Regions from separate parts of the Homo sapiens genome. Here region 1 is linked to region 2. The links are chromatin contacts, found by Hi-C or POLR2A ChIA-PET in ENCODE. All regions are on one chromosome and are shown on one strand. Each heading gives the region's core, a stretch centred on a gene start or an enhancer-like site at or near the end of the contact. The rest is flanking DNA. Distances are from core to core; before and after follow the strand shown. Region 1 has its middle 11 kb from the start of LINC01480. Region 2 has its middle 5.8 kb from the start of FCGBP.

Region 1 (4,505 bases), core at 986-3,485, 1.6 Mb before region 2:
AAAGCTTTTAAAAAATATTAAAAGCCCAACAAATAAAAAAAGTTCTAAATCTATAAAATTGACCTCAGTCTGTATATTTAGATGAGTCATGTGTATATAGCGTTTCACTTCAAAATATATGATAAATCTCTCATTCATTGGCTTAAAAATAAACACTTCAATCAAGTCTTTATCAGAAAAATTGAAACGTTAACTCAATTGCCTTTTAGTTCATGTGACTTTACAAAACTTAAAACAATAAAGTCAGTTTTAAAAATTATTAGTAAAGTAAAAGAAAAATATCTTCACAATGTAGACATTTTGTCCACATGAGACATGTGAAATATTGCCATTACTAAATATTTGCAGGTCAAAAACTGTTTCCAAAACATTTTAAATAATCATCTGGCCTGTCTGTTTTAGAGCATTCAATTCTAGCTGAGGTCTGGGGACATGTGAAAGGAGCCACGGCCCGACTCCGTGCTGGGAAGAGTCAGACATTTTCCACAGCTCTGTCCTTTGCTGTGGGCTCTGCAACTCCTACCAATTAAAATTGCTTACGTTTTTGTTTTATTTTTACTAAAGAGGGGTTCCTAAAAGCTAACATTATACTGAGTATATGTAACTAAAACTACTAAGAAAACAATTTCACAATTATACAAATGTGCCAAGTAAATGAAAAAATAAACTGTATTTTAATAAAGGTTATAAAAAGAAAAACATATAGTGGTGTGAGGACTGTCTCAGGTCTTCACTGAGCAAGGGATCATGACATTCTATGGCGGACAGCTGACCTTGGCTTTCTGCTCCTCTTGATTATGTCTACTAAGTGACATACTTACTCTTTTTCCACCTGTCTTGCCTCTAAGGGTAACAGGTTTTATGAGATCCCTCCTAGTGCTTTGCAGGTCAGCCTCCCTTTGCTGCATTCCAATTTTACTGCCTATACCCTCCAGCTGGCTTTTGATGACAAAAGTCCTGGTCCCAGCCATTCTCAGATTCTGTCATCCCCGTGGGCACTATGGAGCTCAGCACTATGGGAGGTTCCCCAAAAATCTCGTTTTCTATGAGGAATGGCCACCACCTGCATCTCAGTGATGCTAGTGACCCCTTTCCTACTCCTGTGCTCACTGGTCCTCATGAAGATCCTGGTTGGTCTGTAGCCCCCTATTTTTCCTATTAAAGAGAAATTACAGTAAGACCAATTTGTGTGCAAAATCAATTTTAGGCTTATTACACTTGGCCTGATAATTTGCATAAAATGCAGCAAGAATTCATCGGCCATATAGGCTACTTTTGAGTTAATTTTCCTGGGTTTTTACCTAAAAATATACTATTTTGGTTAGAGTCTTGTGAAAATAACCAATGTGTTCAATTGTTTTATTTTAAAAGGCTCTTACTGAACACTATAAATATGTATAAGTTGAATATACAAACTATATTGTCATAAAATCACAACCCAAAATGTGGAGAACGCAGAGGGAAAGGTAAATTTGCTCGCAAAAACATACTTCACCCAAATAACTGGAAAAAAAAAAAGACTTTCATGACCCTTCTTTAACCAGAGCAGCAGCTTTCAAACAAGATGTTTGCCTTGGAAATGCCATTCACAAGCCAAACGGCCCTTGAGAGCTGTCTGTCAGGCACTGTAGAATCTAGCAGCTCCTCACAGAGTTAGAAATAGTTTCAGGAAAGAGATTCCCTGCTTTTAGTAACTGCACTTTATATTCCCAGATAGCGAGATTGTATGTAAACCATTTTTATCTTATTCTGGAACTCTTTTGGGTACTTTTTTTTTTTTTTTAAATGATGGAGTCTGGCTCTGTTGCTCAGGCTGGGGTGTAGTGGTGCGATTTCAGGGTATGAGAAAATGCAGCTGGACCTGGCTCTTTCCAGGAAGACCCTCACAGCCAAGGAGTCCAAAGCCTGGGGTTTTCATCTAATTCCAGTGTGACTGGGGTAGGAGCAGCTTTGGTGCTGGGTGTGTGTGTGTGTGTGTGTGTGTGTGTGTCTATGCCTGTGTCTGTTTAGGGTGTTAGGCTCGTGGTTGTCTAGATACAAATGTCCCAGGGCTCAGGAGCCCCAGGGTTATGTCAGGGGCACCAGATGAAGGTGTCAACAGAAGTTAGGGCACAAGGGACAAAGGTGAGAGCAAGGTTAGATTCATTTAGGTGCAAGAAATCATAGAGGGAGGAGGGAGAGGAAGGCCTCCTGCTACCACCGAGGAAGAAGCGCAGCTTAAGGCAGAAAGCCTGTCCGGAGAGGAAGTGAGTTTGAGGGCAGGGCTCTCTGGGTAAAGTACGGTCTGGGACACCAGCCTGGGGGAAGGGTACAGAATGCAGAGTGGCCTGGCGTGGGGACTAAGAACAGAGGAGAGCAGCTTTCACTGGGAGGGTCAGTGTTTTCAGTGTCCAGCACTGAGCAAGGTGAGATTTGGGCAGCTTGCTGTGAAATAAGGTCAGGCTCTGGCATTGTCCCCATTGCGTGTGTGTGTGAGGGGCACTTTGGGAGAGTGAACTCTCCACCTCCATCCTCTCATACGTCCTTCAACCGAGCTTGCCAGTTACCCTGATTCCAAGGAGATCTATTTATTGTTGACAATACTGGATCCTAGCAGAGGCTGGGTAGGAGCCTGGGCACAAGCAAGTGGAGGAGGGGGCCTGGGCCTGAAAGACCTGGGAGGTTTGAGAGAGGACACAGCCCACAGAATGGAGCAGATGGGGTAGAGTCGGCAAGCATTCAGGGCTCCTAGTAAGTTGGACAATGGAGACCCTGAAAGATCCAGTAAAACGGGGAGAACAAACAGGTCCCCAACTCACATCCTTGCAGTGCCTGGAGCTTCAGACTCCAGACAGGTGGGGAAGGAAAATTGAGGGATGTGAACATGTTGGAGAATGTCGTGCCCTGAAGAATGAAGAAAAGGGGGGTGAGGAATGAGAGCAGGAACGGCTTCCAGTGCCTGGTGCCCAGGAGAACTCAGAAAATGGGTGTGGTGGAGAGGAATCGAGGAACCGGAAGTGGTGGAAGTGTGCAGGGCCCCTCCGAGATCACTGTGACTGCCAGGCGTCCTCCCTGGCTGGAGAGCTTCACTGTCCTCCTTCCCAGCCAAAATGTGTCCCTTGAAAGCTTCCTCCCCAATGGACTGGTTCTGGGTCCTATATATTTGAAGGGGTGGCCTGCCTCTCCACACCTGTGGGTATTTCTAGTTGGGTGGGAGGAGAGACAGAGAAAAGAAATAAGACACAGAGACAAAGTATAAAGAAACAACAGTGGGTCCAGGGGACCAGCACTCAGCACACCAAGGGCCTGCACCGGCACCGGCCTCTGAGTTTCCTCAGTTTTTATTGATTATTATTTTCATTATTTCAGCAAAAAGGAATGTAGTAGGAGAGCAGGGTGATAATAAGGAGAAGGTCAATGAAAAACATGTGAGCAAAAGAATCTATATCATAATTAAGTTCAAGGGAAAGTACTATGCCTGGACGTGCACTCAGGCCAGATTTATGTTTCTCTCCACCCAAACATCTCAGTGGAGTAAAGAATAACAAGGCAGTATTACTGCAAACATGTCTCACCTCCCGCCACAGGGCAGCTTTTCTCCTATCTCAGAGTTGAACAAATGTACAATTGGGTTTTACACCGAGACATTCAGTTCTGAGGGGCAAGCAGGAGACAGTGGCCTTCCTCCATCTCGACTGCAAGAGGCTTTCCTCTTTTACTAATCCACCTCAGCACAGACCCTTTATGGGTGTTGGGCTGGGGGACAGTCAGGTCCTTCTCATCCCATGAGGCCATATTTCAGACTATCACATGGGGAGAAACCTTGGACAATACCCCGCTTTCAAGGGCAGAGGTCCCTGCGGCTTTCCACAGTGTATTGTGCCCCTGGTTTATTGAGACTAGAGAATGGCAATGACCTTTACCAAGTATACTGCTTGTAAATATTTTGTTAACAAGGCACATCCTGCACAGCCCTAGGTCCCTTAAACCTTGATTTCATACAACACATGTTTTTGTGAGCTCCAAGTTGGGTCAAAGTGGCTGGGTCAAAGTGGCTGGGGCAAAGCTACAAATTAACAACATCTCAGCAAAGCCATTGTTCAAAGTACAGGTCTTTTTCAAAATGGAGTCTCTTATGTCTTTCCTTTCTACATGGACACAGTGACAGTCTGATCTCTCTTTCCTTTCCCTACATATATTCATGGACCACAGTCTTCAAGGAGTCCATTTCCTCACTGTTTTTGGTTTGATTTCTCTGAAATTAGGAAATGCCCCATTGAGGCACCCAGGATTGTCTTTACTTCCCCCAGAGCTTCCACTCCTGAGGCAGGAGCTTCTCAAACACCCCCCAAGACTCAACACCTAATTTCACCCTCTGAAACCTTCCCATTTCTTAAATCCAGGCAGGGTCATGGTCCTTAGCCCCTCAGATGCTGTGGAGACCTTCTTTCCCTTTCATACATTCTCTCAAGATTAAAAGCCACCCCTCCTCAGCACACACCCCAGAGACTCACCCCAACATGCAT
Region 2 (4,498 bases), core at 93-2,592:
ATAAAGTTATTTCTCCTGGTCTAAAAAAAAAAAAAAAAAAAAAAAGAATAAGGAGAATGAAATCTCTTGGCTGGGAGTGAGACAGCTGGCTGGCTTCCTATTTTGAGGTGGTTTAGTGAAAAAGAACAAAAGCCCCTTACTCAAGCTGTAGCTTGTCTGCAGCAGGATAATTAAGGAATCAGAGAGACCGTGGGGTTGAGGAGGAATTATTTAATTATTCAGGTGCACCGACCCAGTCAGATTAACATCCAAAGGACTGAGCCCTGAACAAAGAGTCAAGCTACCTTTTAAGCATTTCGTGGGGCTGGGGGAGATCTGTGCAGGGGGAAGCATATCACAGAAGTGAGAAACAAAGACAGTCATTCAATTGAGACATGCATTATATCATTTTTTTTTCAAGGAACAGCATGTTTTACGACTTGAGATTATCTGTCTAGTGATCTTACAGCTGCACAGCTAGAGAAACAGAGTCTTCACAATGCCTGGGAAAGGGAGAGATAAGGCTCACTAGCCATAGAAAAACAGGCAGTTAATTTTAAAGGACTCCAGCTCTTTCTCTTCCTCAGGGGGAATTGGGTTTTCTTACATACAACTAAGTTTTGCTTACACATTCTTTATTTCTTTTAATTCCTGTTCTATACCTAACCTCCAGCCAGTCAGCATCAGAGGCCCAAGAAGCTATTAACCACAAGTTCCTGCTTTAGGGGCTTAGGGACTTCCCCAGGAAGCCACAGGAACAGCTTAGGTTTCAACTTACAGTGATAATTTCCTTATTTCAATGCTAAAAATCATGCTCAGAGGTAGAGATTTAAAATGCCAATATTACATGCAATGTATGAAAAACCATGTTGAACCATTGTGCAGGCGCCAAGAAATCCCTTGTTAACACATGATGACAGGCACATCATGGCATCTGGACCCCTACAAGACAGATCGACTTGCTCCCTGTGGGGAGCAGCCTACCCTTTTCCTTTCACGGTGCTGACCTCCCTTCTGCACAAACGGAAACAAACTTTTTTTTTTTTTTCTCTTTAATACTGTGTCTGGTAATCTCACTTGATTTCTATCTTAGGAGACTACAACAAGCCAGGATGATGGTAACATCTCTGTCAAGATGACATAGATTTATTTTTCCTGGCTCCTCTCTGCTAAAAACCCTGGAATAACATAACAGACATTCTTAAGAGGACTCTGAAAGATAAAAAGAAGGAAAACTGACAAGGGCCTTAGAACTCGAGAAACATCTCAGTGGCCCAGCATCTCTCAATTTCCCACCCAACGACAGGACGTGGTCTAGATCCAGCATCTCCCCAGCCCCCTATCCAGCGGCAGAAAGCACCCAGGTAGGTGCTTTCCCCACCCTAGTGGATGGCAGAGATGAAGGAAGAGCCCTGCTGGCACCACGCAGCCCAGGGAAGTACTCTCCACCCTTTTGTGCCAGTGTCTCCTACTCCTAACGTAGCAGCACCAAGCAGGCCCCAAGAAAATGCTTTTAACCTCCATTGGTGGTACTAACAGGAATTGGGTATGAGCTCAACCAGCACCAGGCAAATGAAATAGACCGGAATAATAATGCAAGGGCTCTGAAAACTAAATTGTCATTGGAATCATAGCACACAAAAGTAGGCCAGGACCTGCATGCTAACCTAAAAACAGTGACTGCTAAAATGGAAGAGTTAAATAGGATCCAGGGTCTCCTCTCATAATACCAGAAATGTCCAGGATATAATTTAAAAATCATACATAATATGAACAACCAGAAAAATCACAACTTGAATGAGAAAAGCCAATCAACAATCTAACACTGAGATGAAAGATTTTAGAATTATCTGACAAAGATCTAAAGTAGCCATCATAAAAATGTTTCACCAAGCAAGTAGAAATTCCTTGCAAAGATGGGAAAGAAAAGAAAATCTCACCAAAGAAATGGAAAGTATGTTCTTAAAGAATCAAATGAAAATGATAAAACTGAAAAATACAATAACTAAAATAAAAACTCACTGGAAAGGCTCAAGAGCAGAGCAACTATGACAAAGGAAATAAGAAGTGAACTTGAAGATAGAACAATAAAAATTACCCAATCCAAAAAACAGAGAGACAATCAACTTTAAAAAAGAGAAACAGAAAATGACTAACAAGGGCTCAGAGAACCTGCAGGACAATTATAAAATAGCTAACATTTGTATTATCAGATTAACAGAAGGAGAAAAGAAAGTGGGGCTGAAAAATATTTGAAGAATAATGACCAAACCTTCCCAAATTTGGCAAAAGACATAAACCTACAGATGCAAGAAGCTAAACAGAATAAATCTGACGGATTCCATGCCAAAACACAGTATAACTAACTTATGAAAACAAAGGCAAACAATGAAACTATCTTGGAAGCAGCTAGAGAGGAATTATAAATTGTCTATAGGGAACACTGATCAAATGACAAAAAATTTCTTATCAAAAACCATGGAGAAGAAAGCCTGGAGCAATACTCTTCAAGTGCTGAAAGAAAATAACTATCTGCTGAGAATCTTTTTTTTTTTTTTTTTGAGACAGTCTCGCTCTGTCCTCCAGGCTGGAATGCAGTGGTGTGCTTTTGGCTCACTGCAACCTCCACCTCCCAGTGATTCTCCTGCCTCAGCCTCCCAAGTAGCTGGGACTACAGGCGCCCGCCACCATGCCCGGCTAATTTTTGTACTTTTATTAGAGACAGGGTTTCACCATGTTGGCCAGGCTGGTCTGGAACTCCTGACCTTGTGATCTGCCCGCCTCAGCACCCCAAAGTGCTGGGATTACAGGCGTGAGCCACTGTGCCCAGCCGAGAATCTTATATGCAGCAAAACTATCTACGGGGTATGAAGAAGAAATAAAAAGCTTTTAGATGAAGGAAGACTACAAGACTTTGCCGTCAGCAGAATTATTTTTAGAGAATGATTAAAGGAAGTTCTCCAAAGTCCAAATGATTACAGGAAAAGGCTCAGAACTTTAGAAAGGAAGGAAGAACAGCAGAATGGACAAAAATAGTGATAACTATAGCAGATTACCCTTCTCATGAGTTTTTAAAAATCGTAGTTGGTTGAAGCAAAAATTATAGTATTATCTGATGTCTATAGGAAGAGACAATACTTAAAATAGTTATATGTGTATACACACACACGCATATGTATAAGTGGGAGGGTAAAAGGATCTATATGGATGTAAAGTTTCAACACTTCAATCAAAGTGGTAAAATATTCATAAGTTGGATTATAATCAGTTACATATGTATATTGTAGTACTAGAGCAAGTGCTAAGAAAATTCTACAAATTATGTATTCGAAAATAATATGAATCAAAATGGAATGCTAAAAAATGCTCATGTAACTCACAGGAATGCAAGAAAAAATAAGAATGAGAAATGGAACAAATGGAAAATGAATATTAAAATGTTAATCTTAAGTCCAAACATATCAATAACTACTTTAAATGTAAATAGTCTATCTCCTTACATGAAATAAAAGGCCAGAGATTGGTAGAGTGGATTTAAAAAATGATCCAACTAGATACTGTCTCCAAAAAACTTTACTCCAAATATAACAACATAGGTAGGTTGAAAATAAAAGAATAGAAATATATATTAATTTTATTAATTTATGTTATTATAAATATAAATTTTAGGCTGGGTGCAGTGGCTCACCCCTGTAATCCCAGCACTTTGGGAGGCCAAGGCAGATAGATCACTTGAGGTCAGGAGTTCAAGACCAGCCTGGTCAACATGGTGAAACCCCGTATCTACCAAAAATACAAAAATTAGCCAGGCGTGGTCACAGGTGCCTGTAATCCCAGCTACTTGGGAGGCTGAAGCAGGAGAATTGCGTGAACCTGGGAGGCAGAGGCTGCAGTGAGCCGAGATCATGCCCTTGCACTCCAGCTTGGGCAACAGAGCGAGACTCTGTCTAAAAAATAAATAGATAAATAAATAAATAAATATATATATAATTTTAAATATAAATTTTTAAAAGGAAGGAAGTACTATATTAATACGAAAATACTTTCCTTCAGAGCGAAAAACATTGCTAAAAACAAAGGATCATTCTGCCAAGACATTGCAATCCTAAGGTATATGTACCAAACAACAGAGATTCAAGTACATGAAGCAAAAACTGATAGAGCTGAAAGGTGAAATAGACAAGTCCACAAATATAGTTGGAGAATTAAAAACGTCAGTCTCACCAAATTGATAGAACTACCAGGATAAAATATGTGAGAATATCAAAGAACTGAATAACAGCATCAATCAACAGGATCTAATTGATATTTATAGAATGCTCTATTCAACAATAGACAAATCCACAAATACATTTGGGAAATTCAAAGACTTGCTCTTGTTAGCAACAACAACAACAACAAAGAAGTAGTTCTTTCGTTTCATTGATTTTCTCATGTTCAGTTTTATTAATTTCTGCTCTTCATTATTTCCTTTCTTCTGCGTTGTGTTTGTTTTGGTCTTTTACTACTTTATTGTGTA

Evidence for each region. A loop is a pair of places that touch in the nucleus more often than their neighbours do. ChIA-PET counts read pairs that join two places held with the same protein, here RNA polymerase II (POLR2A). Pooled maps may share reads with other maps.
Region 1: a pooled map shows a loop between it and region 2 (3-fold over the local background). The contact joins two enhancer-like sites. A Hi-C loop is called at or near these places in 4 of 50 pooled maps. POLR2A ChIA-PET finds 5 or more read pairs at or near these places in 2 of 52 experiments (activated B cell and activated T-cell).

Annotation. Positions count from the first base shown.
Region 1 is chr19:41,544,246-41,548,750 of GRCh38, reverse strand. No RefSeq gene overlaps it. Among named protein-coding and RNA genes, the nearest start is that of LINC01480, 11 kb to the right of the region's middle. Within about 2 kb of position 2,235, at least 13 of the 41 ENCODE cell types and tissues checked have a DNase peak (open chromatin) inside an H3K27ac peak, as active enhancers do.
Region 2 is chr19:39,938,180-39,942,677 of GRCh38, reverse strand. It overlaps the pseudogene PRR13P5. Among named protein-coding and RNA genes, the nearest start is that of FCGBP, 5.8 kb to the right of the region's middle. RefSeq lists enhancers at 740-829, 930-1,009. Within about 2 kb of position 1,342, at least 12 of the 41 ENCODE cell types and tissues checked have a DNase peak (open chromatin) inside an H3K27ac peak, as active enhancers do.